Regions from separate parts of the Homo sapiens genome. Here region 2 is linked to region 1. A link is a loop called in an ENCODE intact Hi-C map of the cell type or tissue named here. Cell type or tissue: HepG2. All regions are shown on one strand. Each heading gives the region's core, and the rest is flanking DNA. Links, peaks and the distances in the headings are about the cores only.

Region 1 (11,156 bases), core at 3,488-8,487:
TGGTAATATCTAGTGTTCTAAGTGAATGTAGTAGATGCTGCTTATATTAATTTAAGAGAAATCCTATATATCCCATTAAAAAAAATCGTAGAGAAACATTTCCAGAATGGTGGAGTATGGATCTTTGAATATCTGATTCTGCATAAAATCAATGAGGACACTGGCAGGAATGATCAAAATAAACTTTTTTAAACTCTGGAAATTAACCAAACGATTGCAACAACCCAAAGAAAATGTATTTGAGAAAAAAGCTGACTTTCCGTATGATCAATAAGGTTTGTGGTGTTTTAACTTGTCCTGTCCCCATTTTCTTCTCAGCTCCACAGTAGCCTTGAAAATCAGCAACCTTGAGACCACAGTAGCTGTGAAAACCAGTAGCCTAGAAACCACTGAAGGAATTTAGAGTCCCCCCCAAGATAGGTTTGGAGTTATCCAAGAAGCCCCATCCCCAGAGATTTGTCACTCCTTGACCTGTCTGGCAGCTCCCTGGAATAGTCCCAATCACAGGGCTTGTCTTCATTTAACCCAACTCAGGTCACTCAATGAGGAAACTATCCTCAGGTTGTTTGTTATAAACAATTGGTGGCAATTATTTAAACAGCACAGTTGCCTGACATGGCTATACTAGTTGGGACAAATGAGACTGGCCAGAAAACTTGAAAAAAGGGGAGTGCGATGTCTACAGAGGCTTTGAAAAGTGTCAAAATATTCTTGGGAGCTAGAAAGTCAGGTAAAGGTGAGAGACTTATGCTTCAACCACTTAAGGAAATCCCTGTCTAATCATATGCTCAAGACTAAAGTAACCAAGCAGAGATTTTGGTGACTGCAACATGACAAAGAACACAGACTAAACAGAATTAGTCGAGGAAAGGTACTAGACATACCACCATTGCAATAAAAATAACAAATAGTAACAAACTCTACAAAGATGGGGGGTGTGGGACAAATCTGATTTGCAGAGTTGCCACCTTATATTATTTAAATTTTCCAGTTTTCAACAACAACAAAAGACGTGAAGAAACAGCAATTACAGCCGCCTATATATGGGGGAAAAAACTTAGAAAACAGAAACCATCCCTGAGAAAACCCAGACATTAGATCTATTAAACAAAAAGTTTGTCAACCTTTAAATATGCTTTAAAAACTAAAGTAAACCATGGACAAAGAACACGAGAAAGGAAAATAATGTATAAACAAAGTGAAAGTATCAGTAAATAGAAAACATGAAAAATTCTGGAGCTGAAAAATTTCTTAGAGGGCTTTACAGATTTAAACAGGCAGAAGAATCAGCAAATTTGAAAATAGGACAAATGTAATTATCCAGTCCGAGGAACAGAAAGAAAAAAGAATGAAGAGTGAACAGAGCTTGAGGGATCTGTGGCATGCTATCAAGTTACCAACATATGCATTAAAGGAGTTCCAGAAAACGAAAAGAAAAAGGCAGAAATAATATTTGAGGAAATAATGGCTGAGACTTCCCAAATTCAATGAAATACATGAGCTACACATTCAAGAAGATCAACAAATTATAACTAGGATAAACTCAGAGATCTATTACTAAACACATTACAATCAAGCTGTCAAAAGCCAGAGACAAAGACAATCATTAAAGTAGCAGGAGAAAAACAACTTATCACATACAAGGGATCCTGTGTAAGATTAAATGCCTACCACTCATCAGAAACTACAGAGGTCAGAAGGCTGTAGAATGACATATTCAAAGTGCTAAAAGAAAAAACTTAACAGAGAATTTTAGATCCAGCAAAACTATCCTTCAAAACTATAAGAAAGGATGAGCATGGTGGCTCACACCTGTAATCCCAGTACTTTAGGAGGCTGAGGCAGGAGGATTGCTTGAGCCCAGGAATTTGAGACCAGCCTGGGCAACATGGCAAAAAGCCATCTCTATAAAAAATACAACAAACAGCTGGGTGTGGGGGCATGTGCCTGTGGTCCCAGCTACTCAGGAGGCTGAGGCAGGAGGATCACTTGAGTCTGGCAGGTTGAGGCCTTGATTGTGTCACTGCACCCCTACTTGGGTGACACAGTGAGACACCCTCTCAAAAAAAAAAAAAAGTGGAAATTAAAACATACCCAGATAAAAACTAAGAATTCACTGCTAGCAGACCTGCCTTACAAGAAATGCTAAAAGACATCCTTCAGACTGAAATGAAAGGACACTAGACAATAACTCCAATCCACATGAGGAAATAAAAAGCATCATTAAAGGTAACTACATAGGTAAATACGAAATATAGTATAAATGTATTTTTGTTTGTAATTCTTTTCCTGTCTGACCTAAAAGACAACTACATAAAGCAATACTTATGAAATAATGTTGATAGGGTTATAACTTATAAAAGATGCAATTTGTATGATGATAATAGCACAAAGGAGGAGGAAGGGAATAGAGCTATACCAAAGTTTTTGAGTATTATTGAAATTAGGTTGGCATTAATCTGAACCTACTTTATGTTAAGATATTAATCATAGTCCCTAGGGCAACCTCTAAGAAAAAAAACTCAAAAAATACAATAAGAGGAACAAGAAGGAAATCAAAATGATATACTAGAAAATACCTATTTAATACAAAAGGCAGTAGTGGAGAAATTAAATCAAAAGACATAAGATGCATAAAAGGAAAAGAGCAGATATCCCACAAATGACTCCCACCTTATCAGTAATTATATTAGAAGAAAACCAGTTAAATAATTCAGTCAAAAGACAGATTTGCGGCTGGGCACAGTGGCTCACGCCTGTAATCCCAGCACTTTGGGAGGTCTAGGTGAGCGGATCACTTGAGGTCAGGAGTTCAAGACCAGACTGGCCAACACGGTGAAACCCCATCTCTGCTAAAAATGCAAAAATTAGCTGGGTGTGGTGGTGGGCACCTGTAATCCCAACTACTCTGGAGGCTGAGGGATGAGAATCACTTGAACCCAGGAGGCGGAGGTTGCAGTGAGCTGAGATCACACCACTGGACTCCAGCGTGGGTGACAGCGAGACTCCATCTCAAAAAAAACCCAAAAAACAGATCGGCAAAAAACATGATCCAACTATATGTTGTCTACAAGAGGCACACTTTAGATTCAAAGACACAGGTAGAAAGTGAAAGTATAGAAACAGATATACCATGCAAGCAGCAATCAAAAGATAGCTGGAGTGACTATGCCAATGTCAAACAGTAGATTTTAAGGCAAAAACTGTTTCAAGGGACAAAGAAGGACATCACACATTGGTAAAAGGACCAATTCATCAGAAAAACATAACACTTAAAAACAAATATGCACTTAAAAAATCCCACACATGAAACAAAAGCTGACAAAACTCTCCATAATGAATAATTATTAACAACTGAATAATTATTAACAATTAATTTACTTTTTTTTTTTTGAGACAGAGTCTCACTCTATCACCCAGGCTGGAGTGCAGTGGTGCTGACTCGGCTCACTGCGACCCCCCCGCTCCCAGGTTCAAGCAATTCTCCTGCCTCAGCCTCCCGAGTAGCTGGGATTACAGGCCTGCACCACCATGCCAGGCTAATTTTTGTATTTTTAGTAGAGATAGGATTTCACCATGTTGGCCAGGCTGGTCTCAAACTCCTGACCTCAAGTGATCTGCCTCCCTTGGCTTCCCAAAGTGCTGGGATTACAGGCGTGAGCCTCTGAGCCTGGCATAACAATTTACTCTTAATAATTATTAATAACTAAATGAGATAATCCACATAAAAGAGTAAGCTTAGTCCCAGGTACACGGTAAGCACTTGATAATGATAACTCTTATTTAGAAAGAAAAACTGAGTTGCTTTGCTAGTTAAAGGTAAAGAAGTCAGAAAATCTAACAATAGTGGCTGGAGACATCAACACTTCATTTATAATAATGCATAGAAGTAGGCAGATGATTAGGAAAAAGAGGATTCAAAAGCACTATAAACAAACTAAATCTGCCAGGCACGGTGGCTGATTTCTGTAATCCCAGCACTTTGGGAGGCTGAGGCGGGCAGGTCACTTGAGGTCAGGAGTTCGAGACCAGCCTGGCCAACATGGTGAAACCCCGTCTCTGCTAAAAATACAAAAATTAGCTGGGTGTGGTGGCGCATGCCTGTAATCCCAGCTACTTGGGAGGCTGAGGCAGGATGAACTCGGGAGGTGGAAGCTTCGGTGAGCCAAGATCACGCCACGGCACTCCAGCCTGGGTGACAAATGAGACTCCATCTCAAACAAACAAAAAAACCCAACAGACATCTGTAGAGACTCTGTCCAACAACAGCAGAATACACATTCTACTCAAATGAACATGGAACATTTTCCACGATAGACTATATGTTAGGCCATAAAACAGGCTTCAATAAATTTAAAATAATCGAAGTCATACAAAGTATAATCTTTGGTCAAAATGGAATTAAATTAGAAATGAACAACACAAGGGAATTTGGGAAATTCACAAAGATGTGAAAATTAAACAACATACTGCTAAATAACCAGTGGGTCAAAGAAGAAATCACAAGGGAAATTAGAAAATACTTTGAGATTAATGAAAATGAAAACACAACATACCAACACTTATGGGATGCAGCTATAACAGTGTTTATAGAGAAATCCATAACTGTAAACACTTATTTTTTTTTAAACAAGACATCTCAAATCAAGTCTCACCTTTCATCTTAAGAAACTAGAAGATGACCATAGTAAATCAAAGTAAGCAGAAGGAAGGAAATAATAGATTAGAAAGGAAAGAAAAAACATAAAGACTTGAAAAACAGTAGAGAAAACAACAAAACTAGAAGTTGGTTCTTTGAAAGGATTAGCAAAATTGACAAACCTGGAATCAGATTGAAAGAAAAGATACCACTACTGTTTACTGAAAAAGCAATCCTTACTGAATGCTTTTGTAAAGCGATTGGTTATCCCAATAGAATATACATCACTTTACACCTATTTTTTGTGTGAACATTCTGTTATGTAAGCATTCGAACATTGTTTTTCTCCAAAAAGTGCTTTCCACGAATTGTTTCATCCTCGTGACATTCTTAGAATGCAGAAGCTGTTGTATTTAGTAAACTGTAATCATTAAGAACTTGTATTTGATTCAGGCAGATCTGAGTTGTGGATCCAGTTCAATATCCTTTTTTAGATTTTGAGAAAGTCACTTATCCCATTTTTACAGATGAAGCAGCAGGCTGAGAGTCATAAGCACAAGTAAATACTTACCCTCGAGGTGGGAGGAGCTTGTGAGGATTAAATGAGATAACTCATGTAAAATGTTCAGTATAGTCCCAAGCCCACAGTAAGCCCTCGATAATGGTAACTTGCTCAGATGGAAAACCGAATTGCTAAGCTAAAGGTGCAGCAGTCAGGGGAGCTAACCCCTAGTTAAGTGGCTCCTCTTTTAATTTAGATTCTCATCTAGTATATGGCATGGATAATCCAAATGCAGCAAAACAGTCAATTATAGGAAAGAATGCTGATTTCATTTTATTTTTTATTTTGTTTAGAACAAGTTAAAGATAGAAGAAAAACTTTAAACAAAATAAATGTAACGGAGCAAAGAATGATTCATGGGAATTGGGCTTTGCTCTGAAACATGGGCAGTGAGTATTTACAGGCAGAAAAAGGCTGAAGAATGCAGAAACAAAGAACACAAAGTGGATTGGTTTTTTCAAAGTTACTTTCCTTGTGAAGGTTAAAGTAGGGGGACTTCCTTATCAGGCAGGCTAAAACTGGCTGTTCGGAGATGTGGCTATTATCTCCCTCTCACTCCTGATTTCTTGGAAGGTCAGATAACAATGTAGTTTTGGCTTGGTGGCCTGGAACTTCACCGTGAGTAACTCCATTTTGGTTTGGTCTACTGGGGCCTAGTGCAGGAACTTACTTCAAACCAACGACCTCCTATAAATTTTTTTAACAGAGATCATAAGTTTATGAGCCAGTAACTTACTATAGCATTCATTTCTAATTTATAGTTAAAACACATCCTGTTATTTATTTTTTTCACATAATCGTTGAAATTCAACACAGCTACGAATGAGTCTTAATGTTTTTTAAACATTTCTTCTAGGATGTTGCCTTTCTCCCCAAGCCCCAGTTCCCTCTTGCTTGTAGCTTGCACTTGGTCCTCTAGATGGCAATATACTAACATATGATGTAAATGAAACCAACGCATCCTGGAGCAGCCAATTTACTTGGTTTAGTAAGAAATGATGGTTTTCCTACAAGTGGTGAGTTAGGACTAAATCCATGCATCTTATTGTGAAATTAGTCAAAATCAGTGCCAGGGAATGAATAGATGCTGAATAAATAAGTACAATATAATACCCACAATGTACAGAGATCAAGCAAGACAGGTACCGTAGACACAGTCAGACATAAGAAGAACTATGAGTGCTATGTGTCTACCTTCCTGATCTTGGCAAACCCTGCCATTTAACAAGTGAGGAAACTGAGGATTGGGGGATCAGTAGCTTTCCCGGGGTCATATAACTAGAGAGAGGTGAAGCCAGGACTTGTCAATGGTGAGGCTTCGATGATGAGCTTGAATTTAAGATATGTCAGATTTGAAGCCAATGGAGCATATCAAATTAGCAAAGTGCAGTGGAAACCTGGAACTCAACCTCAGGATTAGGCCAAAGGTATACATTTAAGAGGCATCTCTGTAGAGCAGAGTCGAAGCTGTAACAATGTAGGAGTGGTCTACAGCAACTGTGTCTGTTAAAGAGCTGATAACTGAAGTGTAATTCCCAAAGACCAAGGTGATATGGCAGCGGGTAAAGGGCATACGCAGTGCAGACAAACATGAGTTTAAATCCTGGCTTCATATTTACTTGCTGTGTTGGTCATGGGCATTTAACCTCTTAAATATCGTGAGATACTTAATCTCTTTGACTCTTTGCAATAACCCTGTGAGGGAGATACTACCTCCATTTTACAGATGAAAACTGAGGGTTAGAGAATGTAGGAGTTGACCCAAGGTCAGGGTGCATCTAGTACATGATGGATCCAAGGTTCCTATCTGGACAGTCTGCCTTAGGCTTACAGTGCTAAGCACCACATGCAGTTTCCCCAATCATACACCTTAGGACACCACCTTTGTATGTGGGTCTCGTGCCAGAGATGAACGTGGGCGCATGCACATGCGCGCATGCGCGCGCGCGCACGCACACACACACACACACACACACACACACACACACACGGAGAGAGATTTATTTCAAGGAGTTGGCTTACACAGTTGTGGGAACTGACAAATCCAAATTCTGTCGGGCAGGCCAGCAGGCTGGAACTCTCAAGCAGGAGCTGATGTTGCAATCTTGAGGTCAACTTTCTACTTCCTCAGGAAAATCTTAGTTTTGTTCATAAGGCCTTTAACTGACTGGCTGAGACATTCCCACACAGTAAAAGAGCAACCTGTTTTACTCAATGTTAACAGATTGTAGATGTTAGCCACATCTATAAAATAGCTTCAAAGCAAACAACACCTACATTAGTGTTTGATTAAATAACTCAGTACTAGCCAAGCTGACACAAAAAATTAACCATCACACGCTTCCAGCTGTCTGTAAACGCTATGACAGCAGGAAGCCTATCTTTGTCATTCGCCTTCCCATTGTCAGTGCATGACCCAGTGCCGGGCACCTAATGGCACTCAATAAACATTTATTGGGCATGTGCCCGCCTTTTAACAGTGTAGGTGAAAGCCATTGTATACATGCTGTTTTCAACTGCTGACCTGTGCTAGCTACAGATTTTCAGTGTGTTCAACTCACACATTACTTTCTCTGGGGCTCCCTGGATGGAGCAGTGGAAGGACTGATCTCAAAGCAGGAGACAGAGACACCTCCTTCCTGGAGATCTGGCTTGGCCAACTGGGTAGTTTTCCTTTTCAGAAGATGAAGCAACTGATGGTCATTGCCAGAGCCAGGAGGAGGAGGGCTGCCACTGCCAAGAGCCGAGTGGTGGTCCTGGTAGGACACTGCTCATGCACTGTGTCTGTTCTTAGGTTTCAGCTGGCATCTGTTTCCAGCTCTTGGTGCTATTTGCAACCTTGTATCTTAGGATGAAGGCATAAAGGTTTTCAAGCAGCAAAACCTTCCAGGGTTAGATAAGAGTGTTTCACTGTGGATCTGTGAGCACCTATAGCCACTGTGTGCATCCCTCTGGGACCCCAGCAACTGCTTCTGAGAAAACAGAGGGATGGAGAAGAGGACGCCACCCAGATGGTGGAAACATCTATCAAAAGTTAGGATGTCCTCTAGAAAGCCTCTTTGGGTGTCTGATTTCATATCTCCTTCCTCATCAGAGAATGGCGTCGCCTCCTATTTGATGAGAATTTAAACACATCTAGAACATGTGCTTACCTTTTCCTATCTCCTGTCTCTGGGATCACATCATACTGCCTCCAAGAATCCTGTCCTTAACCCCCTTCCTTAGAATTTACAGCATAGCCTGGAAACAACCAAGCATTCATCTTTATTCTAAAGTACCTAGAACAGAGCTGGATCTGTGACACATATTCAAAGGCTGTTTAATCAAACAGGAAAAACTCATATTTGGAGTAGGGAGTAGGGGGAGGCAAAATGGTACTCTCAATGAATTATAATATTTTAAAATTTGTCTAATAGAGAGTATAAAACAAACCAGAGAAGCATAAAGGAAGGTCATGCTAATTTTCATGAGGTATTTTCTAACTCCAGGAACAAAATGGTGAAAGGGCATTCTAAGTCAAAGGAATTTATCATGTAAAGACGGGAGTAACACACACACACACACACACACACACACACCACTCTGCTACAACCACAAGAAACACTTTGTTGTTCTTCAAATGCACCAAGCTCTCTTCAGCAGTGTTTTGTAGTGCGTATAGGACATCTTTGAAATATTCTGGATATTTAATCTTTGTCTTCTTGGCATGTTAAAAATATCTTCTGGCGGCTGGGCACGGTGGCTCACGCCTGTAATCCCAGCACTTTGGGAGGCCGAGGCGGGCGGATCACGAGGTCAGGAGATCAAGACCATCCTGGCTAACACGGTGAAACCCTGTCTCTACTAAAAATACAAAAAATTAGCCGGGCGTGGTGGCGGGCGCCTGTAGTCCCAGCTACTTGGGAGACTGAGGCAGGAGAATGGCGTGAACCTGGGAGGCGGAGCTGGCAGTGAGCCGAGATTGCGCCACTGCACTCTAGCCTGGGCGACAGAGTGAGACTCTGTCTCAAAAAAAAAAAAAAGAAAAAAAAAATCTTCCAGCCAGGTGCAGTGCTCATGCCTGTAATCTCAGCACTTTGGGAGGCCAAAGGGGGTGGATCACCTGAGGTCAAGAGTTCAAGACTAGCCTGGCCAACATGGTGAAACCCATCTCTACAAAAATACAAAAATTAGCTGGGCATGGTGGTGGGTGCCTTTAATCCCAGCTACTTGGGAGGCTGAGGCGGGAGAATCGCTTGAACCTGGGAGGCAGAGGTTGCAGTGAGCCGAGATCGTGCCACTGCACTCCAGCCTGGCAACAGAGCGAGACTCTGTCTCAAAAAGAAAAAAAAAAGAAAAAAAAGGCCTGGCGGGGTGGCTCATGCCTGTAATCCTAGAACTTTGGGAGGCCGAGGTGGGTGGACTGCCTGAGCTCAGGCATTCGAGACCAGTCTGGGCAACACAGTGAAACCCCATCTCTATTAAAATACAAAAAATTAGCCGGGCGGCATGCACCTGTAGTCCTAGCTACTCGGGAGGCCGAGGCAGGAGAATCACTTGAACCCGGGAGGCAGAAGTTGCAGTGAGCCGAGATCGCGCCACTGTACTCCAGCCTGGGTGACAGAGCGAGACTACGTCTCCAAAAAAAAAAAAAAATTCTGCTCTATAACTTCACGTTTAACATTGTTTAGGGAGGTTTTTGTTTGTTTGGTTTGTTCTTTTTAGAGGGAATCTCGCTCTGGTGGTGCACAGGTGTGCACCACCATGCCTGGATAATTTGTGTATATTTGTAGAGATGGGGTTTCACCATGTTGGTCAGGCTGGTCTGGAACTCCTGACCTCCGGTGATCCGCCCACCTTGGCCTCCCATTGTGCTGGGATTACAGGTGTGAGCCACAATGCTTGGCCAGGAGTGTTTTGACTTTTATAAGTTTTTTAAAAAATGTAGCCAAACTTACCAACTTTTATGACTTCTCTTTTCAATATTCATTGAAAACCCTCTTTATCAATGTAATAATGATATGCTACATTTTCTTTTAAAGTTATAAAATGCTGCTTTTCATATTTAGCTTTTAAAATTATCTAGAATTTATCTTGGCATATAGACTGAAGTAGGGATCTCATTTTATCTTTCCCCATGTAGACAGCCAATTGTATCAGCACCCTGTATTGAATAATCCAGATTTTCCTCACTGATTTGTGATGCCATTCTGTCAAATACCAAGTTCCTGGTGTGAATAGGTCTATTTTTTCCTTATTTATTTATAGGGGTACTTTGTGTTTTCTGAATGCTAATTCTTTGCCACTGATATATATTGTGAATGTCTTATCTCACTTTGAATTTCTCATGAATAGCAGCTCAATTAAAATTATCAATCTTTTATAGTTTCTGTTTTATGCTTCATATTTGTGAATTTCCTTCTTACCCTAAGAACATAAAGATATTTTCCTATATAGTCTCTTAAATGTTTCATAAGTTATGTCTTTAAGCCTCCTCAAATTGATTTTTTTGGTATGGTGTGAGGTAGAATCTGTAGTAATTTGTAATATTTGCTCAGAATTCTTTCTTTCCTTCCTGCCTGTGCCATGATTCATTTTGGGTAGAATGTACTCCACTTCCCCCCTGTCTTTGAGCTTAACCACGTGACTTGTTTTGGTGATTAGAATGTGAGCAGATATAATGTATGTCCCACCCAATAAGAAACTTTAAATGTGTGGTTTGATTTACTCTCGTGTATTCCTTACCTGCAACATGAGAAGTGCATGCCCCGGGTGGCCACACTCCTTCAGCTTGGGTCAGAGAATGAGAGACATGTGGAGTAGACCTGATCTGACCTCTGTGTGACTTATAGACCTCTGTGTGACAAATATATGTTTGTCATTATATGCTACTGAGATTTGGGAAGTTGTTTGTTACACAGCATAATTGCAGCAACATGGCTAACACAGAATCACATTTCTTTTTATTTCCCATGT
Region 2 (5,191 bases), core at 192-5,191, 140 kb after region 1:
GTCCCAGCTACTCAGGAGGCTGAGGTAGGAGGATCCCTTGAGCCCAGGAGGCTGAGACTGCAGTGAGCTGTGATTGTACCACTGCACTCCAGCCTGGGCAATAGAGCCAGACATTGTCTCAAAAAAATAAAATAAAATAAAGTGATAATTCTCCTTTCTCCTCTCCTTAGCAGTTTGGTGTGTGTCCTTCAAAACACTGTGGCTGTTCAGCCCCTTACATTATATATAATGAGAGGATAAACATGGATATGGGTCTATATTCTCTAGCTTGCTTTTTTCACTTACAAGTGTATCATCCTTCCATGCCATTATATAAAGCCACCTCATCTTTTTAATGGTCATGGTGTTCCATGGTTTGGAGGTCTCATAATTCACTCACCACCTTCTCTGGGTGGTTATGTAGGAAATTTCTAAACTTTTTGGCTGCCCTGAGCACGCTTGCCCTTGTAGCTTAGGACTCTTGGGGAGTTTCTCCATCAGGACAGACAAGCAGACAATACTTAGCAGGAATAAATGATCAGTCTTGTGCTTATTGCAAAAGCAGGAGCAACAGATAAGCTGGAACTAGACTTGGCAGGCAGGCAGAGAGAGGCCCTGGAGGGATTCGCTGCAAGCTGCCGCAGATGACCGTGGGCTCCCTTCATGGGCTCCCTTCACTCATGTGCAGTCCGTTCCAGTGCTGCCCAGCTCATCACATGGTTGGTCATGCCTTGGTCACAATTCTGAAGCACTTAAGAAAGAAACTCATAAGCTCATAGATGCCCCACACACAAGATACAAATGGCTCCAGTCGTCCTGCTTAGGCTCTGCTGACCCCTCCACATCCCGTTCCTGGTTCTCATGAGTCTGAGGGACTTCTTCCGGGGATGGAAGAGGCTTCAAGGGGTGTGGTACGGATGACTTCTCAGCTAGGACGGTCTTCATGTTTCTTGGGGTGAGTGAATAGGTGATCCCGTTGGGTCAGGTGGGGTGGGAATGTGGGTGTGACTGGGCTTCGGGTGGCGTTTCTTCTCCCGCAGACATGGCTGGGCTTGTTTGGTACTTCTCCCTCCATGTCCTCCGCTGCCACCCTCCTCCTGTCCCCGTCCTTCAGGACAGAACCAGCAAATCAGTCTCAGCCCCTTAAGAGCACCTTTACTGGTGCTTTCTTTCCCTAGGATTTTTTTTCTCTTTTTTCATTTTTTTCCATTTAAACTCAGTGGCAAAAATCCCAAGGACTTTTGATCCAAAGGCGGCAGTTATCACTAAGTGGTTTATTTCCTTCTAAGACCTAGCCAACGGTCTCAGAGCCAATGCTGCTGGTACAACTACTCTATTAATGGGATAGTTTTGGTAAGTCTGGATCCTCCCAGCTGGGTCCTCCTGATCAGTGCAAAGCAGCCTTTTGTTTTAAAACACATTGCAAGCAATGGCTTGGGAAGTAAACACCATCTGAGGCTCGCTGGCCAGAGGCAAGGGGAGACGGCAGGCAGTTGAGCCTGCCTGAGGGTTCTCTCAGCAGTGACTTCCTTTTTCCCTTCCTTCTTCTGCCTAGTCCTGTATGTGAGGACTATTAATTGTTTTTTGTTGTTGTTGTTGTTTGTTTTGTGAGATGGAGTCTCCCTCTGTTGCCCAGGCTGGACTGCAATGGCGCAGTCTTGGCTCACTGCAATCTCTACCTCCTGAGTTCAAGCAATTCTCCTGCCTCAGCCTCCCAAGTAGCTGGGATTACAGGTGCGTACCACCATGTCTGGCTAATTTTTGTATTTTTAGTAGAGACGAGGTTTTGCCATGTTGGCCAGGCTGGTCTCAAACTCCTGATCTCAGGTGATCCACCCGCCTTGGCCTCCCAAAGGCATGAGCCTCCCAAGGGCATGAGCCACTGCTCCTGGCCGAGGGGATTAATTTTTACCCGCACCTCAGGGTTATTGAGTAACAGGCTGGCTGGGTTTGCAGGCCAGCGTGTTCCTGGTGGCAGCCGCTCACTCATTAACACTTCTGGAAGTGCTGCATGTCTGGTTAAACTGCAAATGCTTTGCAAAGTCACGAGTCATGTCACTGAGCAGAGGCGTGAGACTGCCGGCCAGCCCTGCTGTGTACACTGATAGAATTAGTGAGCGAGCGTCCCACTCTGATGGAATCCAGATGGAACTCGTCACTGTCACTGCGGTGGAGACGGTGGGGCCACATCTGCACTGAATCCTACTCTGCGCCTTCAATGGCTGCGTAATGGCGGATGGCCATTTCCTTGACTAGGATGAGACATTGCCTACTCTGCGTGGCTGCTGTGAGCGTGAAATGGGATCATGTGCGGAACAGCCACGCATGGTCCGTGAAATGGGATCATGTGCAGAACAGCCACGCATGGTCCTTGGTGTGTGACAGATATTGGGTCCCTCTGTGGTCCCAGGCAGACATTGCCCGGGGTGGGGGCCGAATGCATGGTCAAGTTGAGGGGCCTGGGACTGTTTCACGGGTCTAGAAAAAGAAAGCAGAAACGCTGGAAGCAGGACTTTATTGTCCGACATGGGGCTGCCTCTGAGCCTGGGCTGTGTTGGCTGGACGTGAGCCATAATGCAGGTGTCCCCCTCCCAAGCCCTGCTCAGTCCACTCACAGCCCGATGGCCAAGGGAGGACATGGCTGCCCGCCACGGCAGTATCTTCAGAGGTGAGGCGGTTGTCCCTACGCTCTATGCTTCTTATACAAATTAGATATAGGTGAAGCCACCCATTAAGCAACCCAGCCTTTCTGGGACTATTTGGGCTGCCTCCGGGTCCACTAAATGCGGTTCATTTTCCCCAAGCCCCCTCCGAGTTCAAGGAGGCTCCTTCCTTTCCTCCTCCCACTTGCTTCTCCCAGGCTCCCTGACTCCTGCGCTCTGGGATCTGCACCCCACCATGGGGTGAGGAAGCTGAACTGCATGGTGAGGCAGCTGCCCTGCATGCAGCCACATCATGGGCTGGAGATGCCACTGTCCGCTTGGTTTAATGATCAATGAGCTCCCTGCCAGGAAACCCTTTCTGACCTGGTTTGCCCCTCAGTCCCTCGGGCTCATACCTAGTGCCTGCGGCAGGACAGCCATGGCCGCCAACTCCACCAGCGACCTCCACACTCCCGGGACGCAGCTGAGCGTGGCTGACATCATCGTCATCACTGTGTATTTTGCTCTGAATGTGGCCGTGGGCATATGGGTAAGGGGACCTGTGGTGGTGTTGGCCAAGTGGGCTCTCAGGGTTGGTGCTTGGGGTGGGAACCGGGGTCCAGCATGTCCCTGTGGTGTCAGCATTGGTCCCAGCTGGTGGCCTAGTGATCCTTGTGGTCCTCCTCCCAGCCTGGGGTAGACTTGCTTGGAGACCTTGACCAAGCCCGTTTCTCTCTTTGGGTAATGGCGTCTCCATCTGCAAAGTGAGGAGGAGGAAATTCTCTCTAACAGGTAACTGGGCTTTTGTGCTGCTGCCCAGCTGGAGTCCTTGGGTGTGGCCCATCAGCCTCCTGGTCCCAGTCTCCATGGTGTCAGTGACTCCTGTCTGCTTGAACAACAGGCTCCCCGGGATTCCCTGGCTGCACCCCAGAGCTGCTGGATCAGAATCCGGAGGCAGGGAGGGCCCTGGGAACTGGGGGTCTTTATTTTGAACAAGCTCCCTGGGGATTTATGTCCTGTGGCCTAGCCCTAGATCATAAGCCGGTTCTTTCTCCCTTCATAACAGTGAGAAATGAGCAGAGATCTGACCCCACACACAGATTCCAGGGGCAGCGGGGCCCCTGGGGACAGGCTGTTTCATGTGCAGATGGAGAAACCGAGGCTCTGGCCCTGCAGCAAGGGAAGGGCTCCTCTGGTCTATCGTGGAGGCCTTCCTGAGGGAAGGTGGACACAGCCTGGTTCAGGTCACCTGCTCCACGCTTAGCGCCTGGGGATGTTGGGCTCCACTTCTTAAGCCCCAGAGGTCCCCAGCCTGGCATCCCTGAGCCCTGACAGTCTCCTGGGGAGAATGAGTACCCCTTCTTTTTTTTTTTTTTTTTTTTTAACTGAGACGGAGTCTAGCACTGTCACCTGGGCTGGAGTGCAGTGGCACTATCTCGGCTCACTGCAACCTCCACCTCCTGGGTTCAAACAATTCTGCCTCAGCCTCCTGAGTAGCTGGGATTACAGGCGTCCACTACCACACCCAGGTAATGTTTTGTATTTTTAGTAGAGACAGAGTTTTACCGTGTTGGCCAGGCTAGTCTCGAACTCCTGACCTCATGATTTGCCCGCCTCGGCCTCCCAAAGTGCTAGAATTACAGGCGTGAGCCACCGCGCCCGGCCGAGTACCCGTTCTTATCTTCCATAACCCCTGGCCTAAGCACGAAGGCCTGGCAAACAGGAGACTGGTCACGTCCCCTCAGCTTCCTGGGCCTCAGTGTTCTGATCTGTTATATGGAGACACCACCTACCTGGGGTGAGGTCTGCTATCAAGGGGCCCACACAGGACCAGACCTTGCTGCTGCCATTGGTTCTACAGTGGTAGCAGTGGTGGTGGTGGTGGCAGTTGTAGCAGTGGTGATTATAAGAGTAGCAGCCGCAGTCATTAAAATTAATTATCACAGGTTGGATTTCAAAAATCTGAAACCCAAAATCTGGAACATTTTGAACACCAACATGATGCTCAAAGCAAATGCTCATTGGAGCATCTCAGATTTTAGAGTTTTGGGTTGGGGATGTTCAACTGGCAGGTATTCTGTAAGTATCTCCAAATCTGAAAGAGTCCGAAATCCAAAACTTTTCTGGTTTCAAATATTTCGGATAACGGCTCCTCAACCTGTATGTGATTAAATATTAACTCACAAGTAGCCCAGTGCTGGCCATCGGCAAAGCCGAGTTCAAGTCTCGGCTCTGCTCTGTGTACTTAAGTCACTTAATCTCTGTGGGCTTCAGTTTCCTCAAACACGCAATGCGGGTTTCTGTGCAGCCCACATCTCAGGGCTGTTCCAAGGAGCAAGGGTCCAATGGAAGTGAAAATCTGTTGCAAACTGTAACGTGCTATATTCCTGTGACAGTTGGTGGCTAGAATTCAGAGGAGGAGGTGCCCACGTGGGGCAGAACAGACAGTGGAGGGTTTCTGGATGAGGGGAGGTAAGGGCCAGGCAAGATCTGAAGAGGGAAAGAGGAGGGGAGACAAGGCTGTCCTGGCTAGCACGTCTAAGAAAGATGTTCTGGGCACCTGAGGCCAG

Evidence for each region. A loop is a pair of places that touch in the nucleus more often than their neighbours do. Peaks named below come from ENCODE experiments on the same cell type or tissue, not always from the same donor. Only the 100,000 strongest peaks of a DNase experiment are listed, where the experiment ranks them.
Region 2: it touches region 1 in a loop (4-fold over the local background); 9 of 110 quality-filtered maps call a loop at or near these places.

What each region holds. Positions count from the first base shown.
Region 1 is chr17:18,810,841-18,821,996 of GRCh38, forward strand. No RefSeq gene overlaps it. Among named protein-coding and RNA genes, the nearest start is that of TVP23B, 35 kb to the left of the region's middle. In HepG2, for the core only: a CTCF peak has its summit at 6,126 (motif pointing right); a DNase peak (open chromatin) is centred at 6,131.
Region 2 is chr17:18,949,146-18,954,336 of GRCh38, forward strand. SLC5A10 (solute carrier family 5 member 10) reads left to right here and starts at 3,020. Exons shown (of 15, transcript NM_001042450.4): 1 at 3,020-3,171. The coding sequence starts at 3,061. In HepG2, for the core only: a CTCF peak has its summit at 2,873; a DNase peak (open chromatin) is centred at 2,906; H3K4me3 peaks cover 296 bases; H3K27me3 peaks cover 1,040 bases.